Regions from separate parts of the Homo sapiens genome. Here regions 2 and 3 are each linked to region 1. The links are chromatin contacts, found by Hi-C or POLR2A ChIA-PET in ENCODE. All regions are on one chromosome and are shown on one strand. Each heading gives the region's core, a stretch centred on a gene start or an enhancer-like site at or near the end of the contact. The rest is flanking DNA. Distances are from core to core; before and after follow the strand shown. Region 1 holds the start of HACD3 (3-hydroxyacyl-CoA dehydratase 3). Region 2 has its middle 4.1 kb from the start of RNU5B-1. Region 3 overlaps IGDCC4 (immunoglobulin superfamily DCC subclass member 4).

Region 1 (2,605 bases), core at 69-2,568:
AAAACTCTCTATATTTTATTCTGTCCACTCTTGAGCTAAATGTTTCCAGAGAGCTAGCAGAATTTGTTTTCAGCGTTAGATCCCTCTGCTAAACAAACGGGTGCTAATAGAATCACTTTGCTAAATAAATGGGAGCTAACAGGATTGAATATGAGTTCCATTTTTGTCCCAGAGTTCTAGTTTTCATATAAATATTTCTTCCCATTAAATTCTTCTCTGCAGAAGAACTTGGGGATGAAACCCGATACAGACAAGACAGCTTAAGTAAGACATAAATGAGTGTTGTCTCTAGTTTGAGTTTCCTATTTTTTTGAGACAGTCTCCTGCACTGTCCAATAGAATAGCCACCAAAAATATGGATATTTAAGTTTAAATTAGAAGTGAATAAAGTTGGCCGGGCGCGGTGTCTCACGCCTATAATCTCAGCACTTTGGGAGGCCAAGGCGGGCGGATCACCTGAGGTCGGGAGTTCGAGACCAGCCTGACCAACATGGAGAAACCTCGTCTCTACTAAAAATACAAAATTAGCCGGTGGCGCATGCCTGTAATCCCAGCTACTCGGGAGGCTGAGGCAGGAGAATCACTTGAACCCGGGAGACAGAGGTTGCGGTGAGCCGAGATCGCGCCATTGCACTCCAGCCTGGGCAACAAGAGAGAAACTCCGTCTCAAAACAAAACAACAACAACAACAAAAAAAAAACAGAAGTGAGTAAAATTGAAAATTCGGTTATTCAGTTCAAGTACTCAAAAGCCTCATGTGGCTAGTGGCTACCGTATTAAAGAGCGCAATGTGCAATATTTCCATCATCACCTACAGTTTTATTGGGCAGCGCTGCCCTGGTCTTTATTTTCCCTTGTTGGAACGCTCTTCCACGCTGCTCCCACACCATGTCCCCTATCACCATTATTATCCTCATTTCATCTGTAATTACTTGCATCTTTTAATAGGCTGGGAGTTCTAAGACAGAAGGGACTGTGTCTCACTTCTGTTGTTCCAGTGTTTAGCTTTGAAACCCAGGCACACAGTAGGTACTCAGTAAACAGAATGCGAAGGACCGTCCAGAGACACCAGTCCCAAACCCTTTTCCAGGCTGATCGGTCCCCCATAAGTCTCCAGCCTTTTTTATTTTAAAGCTTATTTTAAAGCATGTCCCTGAAGACGAGTGGGGAGAGCAGACCACCCGCTGATTCCAATTCCCTAGGCGGCCGCGGCGAGCTGCGGCGTCTCTGTGCCCCGGCCTGCCCCTATCCCGCCTGCGCCCCGCCCCCGCCCGGCTCGCGCCAAGGCCCGCTGCTGGCGCCGCCGCCATCCCGGCGCGTCACTGCGCAGGCGCGGCCCGCGAGCGTGGGGTATCTCGAGGTGCCGGGTTGCAGGCGCTCAGGAGCGCTAGGGTTTGAGGCCTGCTTTCTGCTCGCGCCAGCAGAGCACTACCTGAGGCAGCGAGGCGCAGCGAGCCTAGCCTCCCCGCGCCCTGGGCAGTGTGGCCATGGAGAATCAGGTGTTGACGCCGCATGTCTACTGGGCTCAGCGACACCGCGAGCTATATCTGCGCGTGGAGCTGAGTGACGTACAGGTAAAGGCCGGGTCGGGCGGCGGGAAGCGCGCGGGATCGCGGCTCCGGGTACCCGCCAGGACCCCTGCCCCCTTTGTCCGCGTGCGCGCCGGAGAGCCTGCAGTGCGCCAACAAGGTCGGCGACGCGGTGCGCTTACGGCGTGCTGGCGCTTTTCGAGGCTCATCTGCAGATCTCGGGCCGGGGGCACAACCCCCCGAGGGCTGCAGGAACCTTCGGGTCCCCAGAGAGCTCGGCCTGGGCCTCTCAGGCTACCCCGGGCCTCTTCTTTGTTCGCAGTCGGCGGCCTTCATGGAGCCCAGGCCCGGCCCTGGCTGCCTGGCCGTCGGGGTTCGAGTTGGCTGGGGCCCTTCGAGATGTGGGATGAGCTTGTTGGGTCAGGGGTGCGGTTGTGACAGCGGCTTGCTGGGCCGTAGCTGAATGCCTGCCGCTGGCCTGAGAGGTCCAGCCAGGCCCCTCGGACGTTACTGAGGCTGGGCGCTGCCGGAGGTGGGGGAGGGGGAGGGGTGGGGGGCCACACCCACCTCGCAACCGTTCAGTGATGGAAATCATTCTCATTACTTTTAATTTTAAAATTCACAAGAGCTGGAGGAAGTGATTTCCCCCTCTGTTCTGAAGGTTGTGAGCTCAGGTTTGCTGAGTTGCACAGAGAACTTAAAAAGTTCTTAAGTTACATTAAGCATTTCTGTTTGAGCTCCTTGGCCCTTAATGTAAGCAAGCTGAAGGCACGTAGTAGTGGAGACTCCAGGACCTGTGTATCCTCATGTCTCTGTCCAAACTAAAGATTCTGGGCTTTGAGAAACTGGAATTTTCATTCTGGAAGGTTCTTTCTTTCTTTCTTTCTTTTTTTTTCTTTTCTTTTTTTTGAGACGGTGTTTCGCTCTTGTCGCCCAGGCTGGAGTGCAATGGCGCGATCTCGGCTCACCGCAACCTCTGCCTCCCGGGTTCAAGGGATTCTCCTGCCTCAGCCTCCCGAGTAGCTGGGATTATAGACGCGTGCCACCATGCCCGGCTAATTTTTGTATTTTTAGTA
Region 2 (2,605 bases), core at 29-2,528, 230 kb before region 1:
TTCATAGAAGATCCAAAAGGATTTAGAAGTATACTGTTCAATATGGCAACCACTGGCCACATGTGGCTATTGAGCATTTGAAATGTGGCCAGTCTCAATTGAGATGTACTTAAGTATAAAATACACACTGGATTATTATATTTTTGAGACGAAAGTCTCTGCACCCAGGCTGGAGTGCAGTAGCACGATCTTCGCTCACTGCAACCTCTGCCTCCCGGGTTCAAGCGATTCTCCTGCTTCAGCCTCCAGAGTAGCTGGGACTACAGGCACATGCCACTGCGTCCCGCCAATTTTTGTATTTTTAGTAGAGAAAGGGTTTCACCATGTTGGCCAAGCTGGTCTTGAACTCCTGACCTCAGGTGATCCCCCCAACCTCAACCTCCCAAAGCGCTGGTATTACAACAGGCGTGACCCACCGCGCCCAGCCAGTTATTTCCTAAATTAAATTAGCACGAATTGTTGCTGGAAATTGAGGTGCAAGCCACATCATAAATAACGGATCAACGTGAGTCCAAGCTTCGGATTCACAAATTGTAGAAACTCCATGACCCTCTGTGGAGACTCACAGAGCTACAAACAAGTTAACTCTCCTTTCAGTTCTCTCAACAGTGAAAGCTATCCAGGACCCTTCCAGAGTGAAGCACAGTACAGGCCAACAAATAAATGTCTCCTAAAGCCCAGGAAAAGGGAAACACTCTCTCCCAAGGCTCAATACGGGGGGAGGTCAGTACTCAGAGAACCCACCCCTTAACCCCTTGCTAGGTCCTATGAGACGTAGCTATTATCATATGGTGAGAACTTTGCATCTCAATGGGTTTCTAACTTCCCCTTACATTGTGAACTACAGCAAGCATGCAAGACTATCAAAACAGACGTAACGCTGGCTGGCGCAGTGGCACACCTTTAATCCCAATGTGTCCAGAATTGGTGGGTTTTTGGTCTCACTAACTTCAAGAACGAAGCCGCAGACTCTCGTGGTGAATCTCAGGGTTCTTAAAGGCGGCGTATCCAGAGCTTGTTCCTTCTGACCTTCAGATGCATTCGGAGTTTCTTCCTTCTGGTGGGTTCGTGGTCTTGCTGGCTCAGGAATGAAACTACAGACCTTCACGGTGAGCATTACAACTCTTTAAAGCAGCACATCTGGAGTTGTTCCTTCTTCCCAGTTGGTTTCCGGCCTCACTGGCTTCAAGAGCGAAACTACACACTTTCAGGGTGAGTGTTACAGCTCATAGGCCAGACCCACGCACGGAGCAGTAGCAGCAGCAATAGCAAGTTACTGCAAACAGCAAAAGAAAAAAAGCCACCTCGGTATCAAAGAAAACACCCCACCTGCCTGCCGCAGCAGGAGCGGGCAGCCTGCTTTTATGCTCTTATCTGGCCCCACCCACATCCTGCTGATTGGTCCATTTTACAGAGAGCCGATTGGTCTGTTTTACAGAGAGCTGATTGGTCCGTTTTGACAGGGTGCTGATTGGTGTGTTTACAATCCCTGAGCTAGACACAAAAGTTTTCGTCCCCACTATATTAGCTAGATACAGAGTGTCCATTGGTGTATTTACAAACCCTGAGCTAGACACAGAGTGCTGATTGGTGCATTTACAAACCTTGAGCTAGATACAGAGTGCTGATTGGTGTATTTACAATCCCTTAGCTAGACATAAAGATTCTCCAAGTCCCCACCACACTCCGGAACCCAGCTGGCTTCGTCCAGTGGATCCTCCACTGGGGCCGCAGGTGGAGCTGCCTGCCAGTCCTGAGCCGTGTGCCGGCACTCCTCAGCCCTTGGGCGGTCCATGGGACTGGGCGCGGTGGAACAGGGGGCGGCACTTGTCCGTGGAGGCTCCGGCCGCGCAGAAGCCCATGGCGGGTGGGCAGGGTAGGCTCAGGCATTGCAGGCTGCAGGTCCCGAGCCCTGCCCTGCAGGGAGGCAGCTAAGGCCCGGCAAGAAATCCAGCACAGCGCCGGTGGGCCGGCACTGCTGGGGGACCTGGCGCATCCTCCGCAGCTGCTGGCCCAGGTGCTAAGCCCCTTACTGTCTGGGGTCGGCGGAGCCGGCCGGCCGGCCGCTCGGACTGCGGGCCGCCAAGGCCACGCCCACCCGGAACTCTAGCTGGCCCGCAAGCCCCGTGCGCAGCCCCGGTTCCTGCGGTGTCTCTCCCTCCACACCTCCCCGCAGGCTGAGGGAGCCGGCTCCGGCCTCGGCCATCCCAGGAAGGGGCTCCCACAGTGCAGCGGCGGGCTGAAGGGCTCCTCAAGCGCGGCCAGAGTGGGCGCTGAGGCCAAGGAGGCACCGAGAGCGAGCGAGGGCTACGAGGGCTGCCAGCGCGCTGTCACCTCTCACCAACACTTTCAGAGGCAGGGGTGGGAGAATCCCCTGAGCCCACGAATTCGAGACCAGCATGGGCAACATGTCTGTCAACATAGGGAGACCCCCATCTCTACAAAAAATTAAAAAATAAAATTAGCCCAATGTGGTGGCTTGCAGACTATAGTCCCAGATACTCGGGTGACTGAGGCAGGAGGTGCTTAATCCCAGCAGTTTGAGGCTGCAGTGAGCTATGATTGCAGCCCTGCACTCCAGCCTGGGTGACAGAACGTGTATCAA
Region 3 (2,605 bases), core at 38-2,537, 150 kb before region 1:
TCCATACCTGCCTGCCCCAAACCACATCCTCTGGGAAGAGCTAGGCAGAGGAGGAGACCGGGGATCTGGGCAGGCCTGGGCTGGCTCCTAGAGGGCAGGGGGATTTGAGCTGGCAGCTATCTCCAGGGGTCTCCTCTAGCACCTCGCCTGGCTGGAGGTCCGGGTAGGAGCAGGAAGCACTGGCTGCCTCTGGCAAGCAGGTAAGTCTGTCTGGCCCGGGGGCTGCCAGCTCACACCCTCCCAACTCCCTGTCCAGCCAGGCTGCCCCCTGCCCTGGATCCCCAACACCCGAGATGAGATCAGGAGCCTCTGGAGGCAGGGGGTCCTCAGGCTCCAGGTCTTGGAGATGGAGGTCAGGGTTCCCGTTAGATGCACTAAAGTCAGAGTGGACAATGACTTCAGCCTCCACCTGGTTCCTGCAGGCTGGGGGTGACTTCTTCCTCCCATTGCCCTGATCAGAGCAGAGAACACAAAGACAAAGTGACCATTACTGAGAGTAATCATCAGAATGACCAGCGTACGTGGGGCAGAAAGTCTGACCCTCCATCAGAGTAAGTATCACATGGGAGTCGGTGAAGGATACACAGGAACTGTTCGAACCTATACAAAGGCAGGGAATGATGGAATACTTCCCATTTGCCCTCATCCAGGAGTTTCAGGAGTACCAGACTCAGTCAGGGCCTCTGGGGACAGGAGGAAGGGCTGAGCGTACTCAGGCCAGCCACACCCTCAGATCCACGGAACTGCTGTGGCCCACTTAGGTCTGGGTAGAGGAGGGGCTGTTTTCAACCCAGGTTGAAACAGGTTCCTGCAAACTGGCCTGCCCTCCACCTACTCAACCTTTGGAGGCTCCAGGGGTCTCCTGGCTAGACTTCTATCCCCAGGAAAGTTACCACCCAGGGGTCTCCAGAGAACTCATTACTTCCTCTTCACAAGCACAGAGACCCTTTCCTCCTTTCCTGCCCCTTCCTTCCAGGACGCTGACCTTTATGGCGTCGTACACCAGAGCCTGCAGCAACAGCGTCTGCCCAGTTCCAGCAGGGGGCAGCAGGGCCCGGGTCAGAGCCGGCCGGGGGCCTGCCTGGGGCAGCTCACAGCCTGCCCAGGAACCAGCCCAGCTCAGCCCGCTTGGTTGAGCCCAGGAGATCTGCACGGGGGAAAGAAGGGGACAGTAAGGGGCACGACCAGGATTGGCTGGGAGAGGGAAGCCCGGGGGAGGGAATTGGGATGGGCCGCGGGGGAGCAGGGTCCAGACTGTCACCCGCTGCTCTCTCCCTCTCCAAGGCTCTGGGGAGGAGCATCGAAAGGGCTCAGAGTCAGCGGGGTAATCTGAGGATGAGTCCTCCTGCAGAGGAGCGGAACACCAGACGCTCTGCAAAGCCCGCGGTGTCCGAGCCAGGCGGGGAGAGGGTGAGGGAGGACGGGTCGGAGTTGGGTGGGATGTGCCGCCCCTGCCAGCATGAAAGGGACCAGCCCAGCGAAGGCCTCACCTTATCCTGGTCCCAGTCCCACTTGGCCACAGCCAAGCCGACTGGCCTCTTCTCCCCACACGGGGATGTCTGGGTCTCAGAGGTCTCCCCAGCTCCAGGGATGAGGAGGGAGCTGGGTGTTCTGGCTACCCTGGGTCACCTGCTGGGAGGCCCTTTCCTTCGTGAGAACCAAGCTGACCTATTCCGCCGGGATATGGAGGCCCATGTGCTTCCCTGACAGCCAACCATTCCGTGGAGGAGGGAGAGAGGCCCTAGCGTCCGCAGCCGGCTCCGAAGAGGAGGTAGAGCCATGCTCGCATAGCCACGCGTTGTGCTCTGTCGCCCCCTGGTGTCCTATTTAGAAAAGAGCCGCAATGTGGGGCTCTGACTTACCTTTCTTTTGGAGTGACTCCGGCCTTCAGAAACACCGCCACCCATAAGGCTGTGCACTTCAGCCCTGTCCTCCACGTCTGAGGGTGGCGGGGACCAGTCCTGGGGATGGGGGTGCACAAGGGACTCCAATTCATGGGCAGCTGGGGGGCTGGGGGGGCCAAGCCGAGCTCTGGAGTACAGCGCGGGATTCCCGGGGGTGGCGGTGGAGGACAGGCCTGGGAGGGATTCCCTGGAAGGGAAGACGGAAAACAAGGCATAGCGGTCAGAGTAAGGGGTCAGGCGGGGCTGGGATCTGGTCCAGCCTATGTCTCTGGGGAGGTTCCTGCCCATCTCTGGGATTTGCTTTCCTGGTCTGTGCAATGAGTAAGAAAAACTGCTATTGTTCAAAACAGCCTGATGCTGTAAACAGGGCTCTTCTTCCCTTGGCTGCAGGCATCTGGAGATTTGGGGCCCCTCTTTCCAAGATGCTGGCAGCTACAGAGGAAGTGGGAGTGAGGCAGTTCTGTTGGCCTTGCTGAGGAGGGTAGGCTGGGGCTCCCCTAAGTCCACTCCCCATTCTCAGGAGGACATCATCCCTGATTCCTTCATCCCAGAGTCCTGACTTTAACGGGGCTCCTGGGAGTGCCAAGGGCAAGTCATGGCCACTTTCCCTGATGGCCCATTCTGCAGCCCTTCCTGGAAGTCTCCCTTCCCTGAAGTCAGACTGGCTCCCCTGCTCACCTGTGGGGGCTGCGGCGCAGGCC

What was found. A loop is a pair of places that touch in the nucleus more often than their neighbours do. ChIA-PET counts read pairs that join two places held with the same protein, here RNA polymerase II (POLR2A). Pooled maps may share reads with other maps.
Region 2: a map of CD8-positive, alpha-beta T cell shows a loop between it and region 1 (8-fold over the local background). The contact joins the enhancer-like site here to the promoter of HACD3 in region 1. A Hi-C loop is called at or near these places in 1 of 168 maps with a recorded cell type or tissue (CD8-positive, alpha-beta T cell), 1 of 37 single-sample maps with no recorded cell type and 9 of 50 pooled maps. POLR2A ChIA-PET finds 5 or more read pairs at or near these places in 19 of 52 experiments (A673, AG04450, B cell and 13 more).
Region 3: a loop to region 1 is called in a pooled map, with 4 times the contacts of the local background. The contact joins the enhancer-like site here to the promoter of HACD3 in region 1. A Hi-C loop is called at or near these places in 6 of 50 pooled maps. POLR2A ChIA-PET finds 5 or more read pairs at or near these places in 3 of 52 experiments (Panc1, WTC11 and activated T-cell).

What each region holds. Positions count from the first base shown.
Region 1 is chr15:65,529,145-65,531,749 of GRCh38, forward strand. HACD3 (3-hydroxyacyl-CoA dehydratase 3) reads left to right here and starts at 1,319. Exons shown (of 11, transcript NM_016395.4): 1 at 1,319-1,574. The coding sequence starts at 1,488. RefSeq lists an enhancer at 1-143 and a silencer at 1,182-1,401.
Region 2 is chr15:65,299,298-65,301,902 of GRCh38, forward strand. No RefSeq gene overlaps it. Among named protein-coding and RNA genes, the nearest start is that of RNU5B-1, 4.1 kb to the right of the region's middle. RefSeq lists an enhancer at 1,894-2,409. Within about 2 kb of position 1,279, at least 3 of the 41 ENCODE cell types and tissues checked have a DNase peak (open chromatin) inside an H3K27ac peak, as active enhancers do; they include CD4-positive, alpha-beta T cell and CD8-positive, alpha-beta T cell, where a contact is called at or near this core.
Region 3 is chr15:65,383,969-65,386,573 of GRCh38, forward strand. IGDCC4 (immunoglobulin superfamily DCC subclass member 4) reads right to left here. Exons shown (of 20, transcript NM_020962.3): 17 at 2,583-2,605; 18 at 1,863-2,091; 19 at 986-1,147; 20 at 1-451. The coding sequence ends at 41. Among named protein-coding and RNA genes, the nearest start is that of IGDCC3, 7.3 kb to the left of the region's middle. RefSeq lists enhancers at 800-1,411, 1,286-1,335, 1,346-1,395, 1,416-1,535. Within about 2 kb of position 1,288, at least 17 of the 41 ENCODE cell types and tissues checked have a DNase peak (open chromatin) inside an H3K27ac peak, as active enhancers do.